Regions from separate parts of the Homo sapiens genome. Here region 1 is linked to region 2. Evidence: chromatin loops called from intact Hi-C (ENCODE). Cell type or tissue: psoas muscle. All regions are shown on one strand. Links, peaks and the distances in the headings refer to the core of each region. The heading gives the core; the rest is flanking DNA.

The links. Peaks named below come from ENCODE experiments on the same cell type or tissue, not always from the same donor. Only the 100,000 strongest peaks of a DNase experiment are listed, where the experiment ranks them.
Region 1: a loop joins it to region 2, with 3 times the contacts of the local background. A loop is called at or near these places in 3 of 110 quality-filtered maps.

What each region holds. Positions count from the first base shown.
Region 1 is chr21:16,209,342-16,214,734 of GRCh38, reverse strand. The region is part of intron 3 of MIR99AHG (mir-99a-let-7c cluster host gene); the gene reads right to left. Among named protein-coding and RNA genes, the nearest start is that of SNORD74B, 73 kb to the left of the region's middle. In psoas muscle, for the core only: no CTCF peak of the experiment used is centred there; no DNase peak of the experiment used is centred there; H3K4me3 peaks cover 3,274 bases; H3K27ac peaks cover 4,429 bases.
Region 2 is chr21:16,304,962-16,310,354 of GRCh38, reverse strand. The region is part of intron 4 of MIR99AHG (mir-99a-let-7c cluster host gene); the gene reads right to left. Among named protein-coding and RNA genes, the nearest start is that of SNORD74B, 23 kb to the right of the region's middle. RefSeq lists an enhancer at 1-1,514. In psoas muscle, for the core only: no CTCF peak of the experiment used is centred there; no DNase peak of the experiment used is centred there; H3K4me3 peaks cover 5,000 bases; H3K27ac peaks cover 3,672 bases.

The DNA.
Region 1 (5,393 bases), core at 138-5,137, 95 kb after region 2:
ATTGCACTCCAGCCTGGGCAACAAGAGCAAACCTCCATTTCAAAAAGAAAAAAGAAAATACATGCTACTACTTAGAGTGAAAAAACGATAGGAAAACAAACCCAACAGGTACTCATACATATACTCATCCTTATTAATATGTCTCACTGATGACTCACTAAATCCTTCAGGGTCTTCAAGACACCTGAAAAAGTTTCTTTATTCTTATTTTAATGTGTGCTTATAATTCTTAATCTGGAAATATTTTATATTAATTGTAAGTATGTTAGCCCATTCAAATCATACCTATATGCAATTTGCTCTGTTTTACGTATCAAACCCCTGTTACTAATCAATAAACTCACTGAAAGACTTACCCAGTTATTATATATGCAGACTTAGCTTCAGAGGTTGTTTTACTCCCCATATTCTATTTTTTTCACTGCCTTATTTAAATAAGTCAAGTTTCCTATATACTTAGTCCTTCTGTAGTACTGTCCTGCAGAGCAAAAGAAATGGTGATGAGGCATAGCAAAACAAAATAAAAATTTTCCCTCCAAGTGCATACTATTTAAAAATCAGTGGGAGTTTATTTTTTAAAAACTCAAAAGTATTCTGTTGTGGTTTTATTCCAACTCAACAAAATTTAACAAGAGCACCTGATTCTTACACATTTTCAGCCTAAATTCTCAAATCACAGATTCTAGTACATGAGATAGATTTGAAGAAATGCCAAAATCAAAAACCAAGAGACTTGAAAAAACATTAACAGATAATTTTAAGTAGAGTGGTGTGATGTAATAAGAATTGCAATGTAGAAAAATAATCCTTTGGCAGCAACCAATTATAGGGTAAAACTTATATTCTTTCTTTTTTTTTTTATCTCAGTCATTGCCCTAATATTTTACCTTACTGAATTGCTGGAATTGTATCATTCTCCCAGGTGTTAAAAGCCGAGACTGGTAGGCTGAGGACCAAGACACCTCTACAGACTCATCGGTAGGCTGAGGACCAAGACTCCTCTACAGACTCATGAGTGATCAGAAAGTCGCAACAATAGGCCATGGGATTTATGTCAGTGGAGTTAAGCCATGATGTTATAAAAATACTAGAGTGACCTCAGAAGGGAAATGATTTTATACACTGTTTGTGTATGTAAAACATGTAATAATTTGGCCCTCAAAATAACTCTGTGAAGTGGATAGAATGGTTATGTGGATAAAAACTAAAAACTCAGACAAGTTTCATGGCCAATAAGGAGGGAAACTAAGCTAAAACCCATATTTTCTGGTAACTTAGTCCTTTTTCCTCTTGCTTAATCAAAATTTTCTTCACTCTCTCAATACCATCAACGAGTAGGAAATAATAAAAGTAAATTTCAAACACGTTTAATATGTCTTTTTCTTCCCTTTTAAATATTTTTGGAATGTATCCATTATTGAAAGGAAACCTACACCTTAGATCAAAGTGTTTAAAGAGCACATAAATACTACTACCCATTATAACAGGAAACCACATGATTAGATACAATTTTTTATTACAATTAATGCACTTCCACTTGAATTCTGCTACCACACTATATTTCCAATTGCCATTCTAAGCTTAACAATTATACATAGCACATAATATGTTTGAGGGTAGTAAGACAATTTTTCTGAAAGTTGGAATAATTTAAATTATCAATCTAAAAGTTACATGTTAATTATGACTCTATGGCTGTCATCTAAACTTTGTTACCCCTTCTCTGACGGAGTTGAGGAGGATCTTTCATTTTGAACTTGGCAAGACTTAGGCTATCTTCTTGGAGGACTAACAGTCTCAGTTGCCAGTGAAAAATATTCTTAAGTCAAATACCTGAAAATGAGACTTCACATATTCTACATCAACACTATTTGATGTTTTACATTGTGGTAAATTGCAGCTACGTCTAATGGGAATAGAAGAGGCTATTTTACTCCTCAAACGTTTAAATACTTCCCCTGCATCATAAAAATGAGAAAAGAATGGCCCTCAAAACCCTATTTCAAGAGTGCCCTTTATGGTGTGAATACAGTATTCTTGATTATGCAGATGAGACTTACAGGTGCCATTGAAGAAGAACTCCAATATTACCTTTTCCTTCACTGAAGTCTAGCAGAATCAAGACTCATAATGCCTTCAAACTCTCTGAAATGTTACCTTTCAGTATCATTTCAAAAAATATCTATACCCTGACCATAACTCTAGAAGAGAATGTAGAATGAAGATTAGAGCCATATAATTTTGGTTAAGGAAAAACAAAGATAAAAAAGACTTTTTAATGAGTTTTTAAAAAGGTGGGGGCATGGTCTATCCTATATAATTTATTATTCAGTTTTGTTTTGCAAAATGTGGTAACTTGTGGCTATAACAGAAGATATTTTTACTGTGCTTCTCTTCAAGTTCAAGGCTTTCAGAGACGTCATTGTCAAACCCAGAAAAAATTCTTGCCTTGGCAGGTTTTAACAGATCCTTAGTTAATGAGATCGACTGTTAGCTGTTAGTGCCCTTTGGAACTCATCAAATAATTCCCAAGGATTAACGATTGAGAACACTCTGTCAGTGAAATACAAAATCTCTGGATTACTCACCAACATAAACAATCTGCCTTTTCAAATCGACTTTCTCAAATGTTTTGCCTGTTCTCTCATTTCCATTCCCAGTGCATTAGTTCAAGCTGCTCTGCACTACTCCCATTCCTAATTTCTTTCCATTCTACTTGTTCTGAACACTGCTTTCTTTCTCAAGCATTTGCTGAAGATTTTGAAGTGACTCCTGAACTATAAATAGGGTGCTTAAGGCCTGTCATGTGATAGTCCACAAATATCTTTCAGATATCTTTATCTCTGCCCCTATCATAGAATCTCATCTCTGGCCATTTTATAGTTTCCTGTTGTCATGTCACTTTTCATGCTGTAGCCTCTATCTCTGCTGATGACGAGTCCCTGCCTATGCTTCAAGCTCTGTTCCAATACTGCCCCTTGCAAAAAGTTTCTCCTTATGAGAAAGTCTTTATCCCTCTACTGTATAAGCTAATAAATCCAGCCTTGCATTAACACTGACTTACGGAAAGTTCTGTTCCGTAACTACTAAGAATCTAGAGGGTAGAAAATGTATACTGGTTGTAGAAGTGCTCTCCACAGTGCCTGGCTCAGAGTTTGTACATACAACCAAAGTTATCCTACGTGTGTTATCTGGCTCTCATGAGGGACACAGAGAGATGACATTGCCCAGATTCACCTGAGCAAGGTATGGCCATGTGGCTGGGCACTGAAGAGTGGAGTATATATGGGTCTGCTCCAGGTCCAGACCATAAAATTTCCCCATGTGTGAACTAATACTTCAATAGCAACTGTGGAAGTTGCTATTGGTGGAGCTACAAGATGGAAAGAACTTCAGTCTTTGAATCAGGGAGTAAAAAACTGTCCAAGGCATACTGCGTGGATTGTAATCTGAACAAGCTCTGAACCTCTAAGAAGCTGGGGTTTTATCTATTACATCAGCTGATATATCCTTATAACACAGCAAGTCTGCTGATTGGTCAGCCAATTATTACAATGGAGACTATAATAAATAATGTTATTAATGTAGACATATGTATATATGTGTATATTTATATAGTTAAAGTTTTCTTTACCTGTGTGCCCATCAAGCATAATTTTATTGCTATTGCTTTTTGTGTATAAACTGCCCCATCAATAATTTTGAATTTAATATATTTTTAAATGAATGGAGAATTTAGTCACTAGAGAAAAAAATTTCAGTACAGACATCTGAATTTTTATAATTTGTGTAGTCTTTTACATTTGTATTGTCCATACTTTATGCAATGGAAATACTTCTTAGAGACTTACTTTTATCAAGACTTGCCAAAGCAAAAGCTCAGTTTTCAAAGAAATAATAGCTTGCTTTCTTTATATATACATTTTTAAAAATCAGTTTACCTAATTTTTAATTAAGTAAAATCACATAAACCACTGCCATAAATAATGTTTGAGAACAAGCATGATTAAAGCTATTATATGTTCGTGATATTGAAATTCTTTATATTTAGTTTAAGCCTTGTACTTATTAATGCATTTCTCTTCTCCCCTGTTTCTATGCTCAGGGTCTCCAGGCACATACAATCCTACCACACTGTTGCATTTGAGATAAACGAACACATTAAGAAATGGAGCTGGTACAATACCTATCTAATTGAATTGTGAAAGGTAGTTTACCAGAAGATATTAGCATGTTTTACTTGTGTTGTGATGGCTGTGTGAATTACTGGTCCAGAGAGAATATTATACAACCTTATTGCATTTTAAAGAACGTATGTTTTCTTAACTTTTTTTAAAATCATATATGAAAACCAGTATGATCTGCACATTTGAGATAGGCTCTTAAAATACGCATCTCCAGGTTTGACTTCTCTCCTTCATTGCTTGCAACTGCCAAAAGGACTTGCCTCTCGGCTTTCTTATCACCCCTCACAAACTTATTATTTCCCAAACTAAGCTCCTCTAGTCTCTCTACCATTAGCTCCTTTCCTGAATTTCCTGTTTCTCAGAGTTTATATGTCCGTTCTAGCCATTTTCAGCAGAAGACCAATATATTTGCTATTTGGAAATTTTCTTTTCATATCTATCTTTCCCTTTTCATCCCCCAAACAATCTCACTTCTAAGTCAAACTCCACCACAAGTTGCCCTGTGTCAGAGGAACACACCCTCTGCACCTGTGCTCCAACTATGGATGCTACCCATCAGTTTCTGTATCTATAGCAGGCCCTCTTCACTTTTCCAGACTAACTCCTCATCCTCCAGACTGTCTTACGTCTCCCCTGGAAACAATAAGTCGATGAGCCACTGGCCCAGTAGCCTTTGCCCTTGAACTGGGTGAGACTGAAACTGTCAGCTGAAGTTTTTAGCAGGGGATTCAGAAGGAGGAGCAGTCAAACATCTCTGTCAAGTTATCACGTTCCTTTCCCTCAGAATGCACTTTTAAAAGGTGAATCTTCCTATTCTACCCATCTCTTTTGGGTTCCCAGAATTTATTTTATTTTATTTTATTTCATTTTTTGAGACAGAGTCTTAGTCTGTCGCCCAGGCTGGAGTGCAGTGGCGCGATCTCGGCTCACTGCAACCTCCGCCTCCTGGGTTCAAGTTATTCTCCTGCCTCAGCCTCCCAAGAGCTGGGATTACAGGCATTCGCCAACTTGCGTGGCTGATTTTTGTATTTTTAGTAGAGACGGGGTTTCACCATGTTGCCCAGGCTGATCTCGAGCTCTGACCTCAAGTGATCTGCCTATCTCGGCCTCCCAAAGTGCTGGGATTACAGGCATGAGCCACCATACCTGGCCTTGGCTTCCCATAATTTCTATGTCCATCATCTTATAGAACAGAAGAATTTACCC
Region 2 (5,393 bases), core at 296-5,295:
TTCTACCTCTCCGCATGAGATCTAACAACGGAAATGAACATGAGATCTAAAACACAGAAAATCCTGGGGAGCACATCAAAGAGAATCAGGTCAGAGAGAGAAATTTCACAAGAACACAAATTCTATGTTATGGTCCGCCCAAAAGAGGAAAATATTTTAAAATGATATCCATAATAAAGCTATATTAACAATAAGCTGTATGGTCCTGCCATTGGAGTGGAGGGGTGTCTTGACCCTTGACCTCTGCTCACATAAAAGCCTGAGAAATGAAAATCATGTTTATCATGGTTGTTTGTTTTATACAAATTTACTGTCTTTCTTTAACTGATATAAGAAAAAAAAAAAATCTTTTCTGAAATAGCCCAAGTCTGGTTCTTAACAGTCATGTGACTGTTTTTTCTGCCAGCCATGTGCTCCGTATCATTTTACTCTGAAATAACTATGCGGATTTCAGCTCAACCTGCCTTTGCTTATAATGCATGACATACCCTGTGAGGGAGCCTGAGAACAGACTCCTTTGAAAAGCAAGGTTCTCATAGTTGGCCTGTAACCATGGAAGCAGATGCCGTTTTCTTCTCACCCTGCTTACCTCTTTGCAGCCTCGAGCTGCTCCCTATTGTTAAAAGGGGTACGCCTTGATTTTTCTTCATCATGACCGAACTTGCCTCTTCTTCAAAGGACATGATGCTGCAGGTCATTGGTCTAGACTGTTTGCACGGTCCAGAGAATAGCCTTGATGTAACCCTTGCTCCGTCTGAGCCACACCACCAGCCGTGCATCTGCAGACTGGAGGGGGACATTGGAGATCTGTATTTGAAAAGAAGTCTGTCTGATTTTGCCATTGTGCCTTTTCACTCATCGATCGAATGAATATCGAACCTTCTGTCGTTGCATGTGTGAAATAGATAGCTTAGCAAGCACTTTTGTGCCCAACCTGTGCAGTGGGCCAAAAGGTTTTCCTTTTAGCCTCAAGAATTTTTTCTTCAGACTTTATGAATTTCGTGTTAGCTTAAATTATTTATATGTCTTTATCCAACTGTTACGATGACCGTTTCAGTTACTTCGTCAGCAGTGACTTTCTTTTGGTATTAGAAGGAGCATTTTCTTTTCTGTCAACTATGTTTGTTTTCCTTTTAAGCTTTTTAAGATCTTCTAGATTAATTCATTTGTAACTAGAGATAGTATAACTTTGACTGTAACCTATGAAGCCAAAAAGTTGAGGTGTTCTTTCAAGGAGATAATGAGATGGTGTCTATCATTTAACAGGTTTATTCCAGAAAGGTGAACTTGAACTGCCTCCAGGTAATTTCAGTGATTTGTAAGAGTAAGTAAATCAAATAATCACATTGATTTTAAATTAAACAAAATTGTCTGATAAGCTCTGTTTCAAGGGAAAGTTTTTCTTTGTTTTTGCCCATTAAAAAATTTGCAAAAATGTTATTCTGGAGCATTAAAATAGACTCAAAAGCACATAAATTCATTATGATCTGTGAAAGGCATATAAAATCATGGCGATTTCATATGTTAAATAAATACTATATATTTATGATATATATCTTATGGCATGATTTAATTAGAAAGTACACAATATAAAAAGATTTTCACATTTCATTTTTAGTACAATTACAATTCACAGCTTGTCATCAATAACTAATGTTGACAATAACTAATAGCAACTATAACACCTGCTCATTCTAAAAAGCATTCTTTTACTGTGTTCTTGTAAAATCAGAATGACTTTAAAATGCCTCCTCTACTAATCTGCAGTATATTGCTTAGCAAGTACTGTCTGTATGTGTCATCAGTTTCTGTTTTGTTTTGTTTCATTTTAAGAACCCACTATTTCATACTTCAACGCATACCTATTTTCTCTAATTGCCACAGGCAAAGGGGAGGTCCCTGACAGAATAAAGAAGGTTATTGTGACAGATGAAACATAATTCACAATGAGTACTCTTTTCATCCAGCTCTAAGTAGCAGAGGATTACTTCCAAGCTGAATTTTGTGGCAGAATGTATGAGCTGATTTTATTAACACATAAGGATAGGGCAAAGGCAGAAAAACTATTTCTCCTCAGCTGGATGGTGGTTATTTTGTGTGTGTCTGTTTGGGGGCTTTATTTTGATCCACCTCAAGCAGAAGATATGCTGGCCAGAAGAGACTCTGAAGACATCGAGGGCATAGGCGGGGAGGGTAGAAAATAAGAAATTTAAAGTAATAAAAGTTGTGGGTTTTCTATACTAGATAATGAGAAATGATGAACTAAATATACAGTATTTCTACATTCTTTGGCATGCACATGAAATAAAGTCATACTTTTTTTCAACAAATACAACAGCTGCAAAAGTAGGTAAATTTTATTTCATAAACTTACCTTTCTTTAGATGATTTTCTTTGTTTTTCATATTTTTAGTTTCAAATGCTTTGTGAGATCTCTAGATGCCGTTTAGTTTTATAAGAGGGCTTAATATTAAACTTGGGTTAAATACGTATATGTTTATTTGAATATTTCACTTGCTTTCAATTGTTTGTTTTGCTTTTAATGACAAGGATTTTATTTGATCTTTATAAAATTTGTATATGCAAATACAAAAAATATTTTCCTTTCTATTTCTTATGAGGTCAAATTTTTAAATTAACTAAAAGAGGGGCAAAAACTTGTACTTGATAAATATCTGTGCATAATAAAAAGAAATCCCAGACTATAACATTTATTGCAATTCATTTGTTTTAAATAGATTTTTACTTACATTAACCATTTGGATTTAGTTATTCTTGAAAATTGTTTGTATTTTCTTCCCTAATACTTTATAGAAATTGTAGTTGAAATAGTTTTCTATCTGTGAAAGGGAAAGTGTACAGTTGTTCTGTCTGCTAGTATGCCTACTGTTACAAGACTTACAACAAAATGCTATTTCCCTATGTTCTTGTCCAGAAAGTTTAAAAAAAAAATCTAAATTCTAAATTGAAGTCTTTCTCAATTTATTGGATCCATTTCATATTTCAAATATTGTAATGAATAATTCAAATGCACTTAATTTAATTAGGTATTCCCTGGAAGGAGGAATAAGACTATAATCTACAACTATTTGTTATTTTTTTCTTAAATACAATAATTTGGTTATTTTGATATACCAATTATACAATTTGAATTAGCTGAAATGATTTCATTAAGTTGGTTTTGTAGCTAAAAGCTAAATTAAATACGTCATAATATTTATCTTGAAGTTTACCACTGTTCACAAATACTTATTACTTCATAAAGATTTACTTCTATTGACTGATTTCTTGGTGAATGAATTGTTAATGTTTAAAAAGTAGTAATTTAAAAATAAGAGTGCTTATTCTATAACTTGCAAAAATATAAAAAATAATATAATTATGATTTTCTATTTGTTGATGAAAGCAGAAATCCTCCTCTGTCCTCCCTACACAAAAAAATAACTGAATTAAACATATGCCTTGCAAATATTTTAGAATATTCTTTCGTTATGTTTTTGCTAACACAACTAAAAGATGATATTTTAACAAAATAAGAATTTCAAAGGAAAAATATAAAGATTTATATAGCGATTACTGTCAGATTGTCTGCAGAGATTTCCTATCTATAGTTTTATGTCTTCCTAATAATTACAGAAGAAAGCCAATTTACCTACTTTGGTATTTGGTAAAATTTTTCACTTCTGTTGTTATTTTATGACTATCCTCTTCATGTAATTTATTTGAAATAGCTGTACAACTTATATTTAGAAAGTATAAATGACTGAAGTGATATTTTTAATTAAACATAGGGGAAAGAAGAAAAGTTTCCGAATGATGATGTTGTTATTGAAATTGTTTAAATGTGTGGTTTATAGTATAGATTTTTAAAATAATAGGTTTTGTTTTGTTCATAGTTAAGTGGAGCATACCAAATGGTTTTATCTAAAAGTAAAATTCATTTGCACTCACTGAATATTATAAAATATTATATAAGAAAATAACTGTACGGCTCTGAGGATAAGACTTTGTTTTGCAATTACATGACAGCTTTTTAAAAATAACATCATGCAACCTGAAAATGATGTCATTGTATTGTTTCCATAAAGAATTTACCTGAACACCCAGCATAGTGCTGCAAAAAATAATAGAAATAGAGGCCAGTGTATTTTATTTCGGGTATGATCTTTTCAGAGTCAACCTCTGTTTTATTCAAAATTTATTTCCTGTGTTTCAGGCCCAGAACATTTTTCATATTGCATTCTTCTTCCTCCCTCTCCCTAAAACACATTTTGCTATAAACTTCTGCACCAATCACTAGGAAAGACACAAACAGTAGTAGCGGTTCAGGAAGCAGCCCCGTGAATGTAAAAATCACAGACTTTGATTTTATAAGACAAGTTGGATAGGAGTCAAAACTGCCACATGCGGTGTGAAAAAATGCCACCCTGGTGTGAACAAAAGGTTTAAAATGGAGTCAAGAAGCGTGCAAGCTCGATGTCTAAGCTTTTCCTGTGAATTGTCTGCCACAACCTGCAGGGTATCAAGTGGGCTGGGAAGAATAGAGAGCTCTTGGAAGCTACAACTGAGAAACATCGGCAGTCAAATGTGTTAGTTTTTGTTTTTGTTTTGTTTTTTAATTTATTTTGTTTTGTCTCATTTAGGCATCATTATACTAAACTGTTTTACCCAAAACATAAAACAAATCCAAAAAAAGTCACATAATGTGTGAAGAAACTGTTGCTTACAAATGAATTGTTACTTTTTTTTTTTGCATCCCTTCATTTATAGCAAAGCAAATTTATCAACTGCACTTTATAGTTTAAATTCCTTGTTTTGTGGGCTTGAGTTCTGTTTACAAAATGATGAACAGGAATAGAGGCTCATGAAGTCCTAAAAATTAGAATCTAAAATGTAACTATAACACGCATATTTGGTTAACTTCTAAATTACCAAGAAAAGGTGGAGAAAAAAGACTGAGTTCACTATTGGAAACAAGTATTTCAGTTTTTAATAAATAATGCAATAACTCTGAATTCAGCAGGAATAGACCCTTCAAGAAACACTGCTACAATATCCTGCTATAGTAAGCCAATTACACCTTTCTCTAATATTTTGCAATGTAAAAATTTACTCACAAATAATCAGTCATTAAACCATCATCATTTGCTTAAATAACAATAAAAGACAATTCAATTTTAAGGACAATTAAAAGGTATACCATTGTGTCATAACCCGCACTTCAATAATCTTAATATGTGTATAAAGGCACAACTCTATGAATGCTAATTACATAATAAATTATGAATAACATTTAAAGAAAGTAACATTTCCTAGGTGATTGTGATCTAATCAATACAACACATTTAAATGCCTCAACAAACATCTTTGATGAGCATTGAAAAGATCCTTAA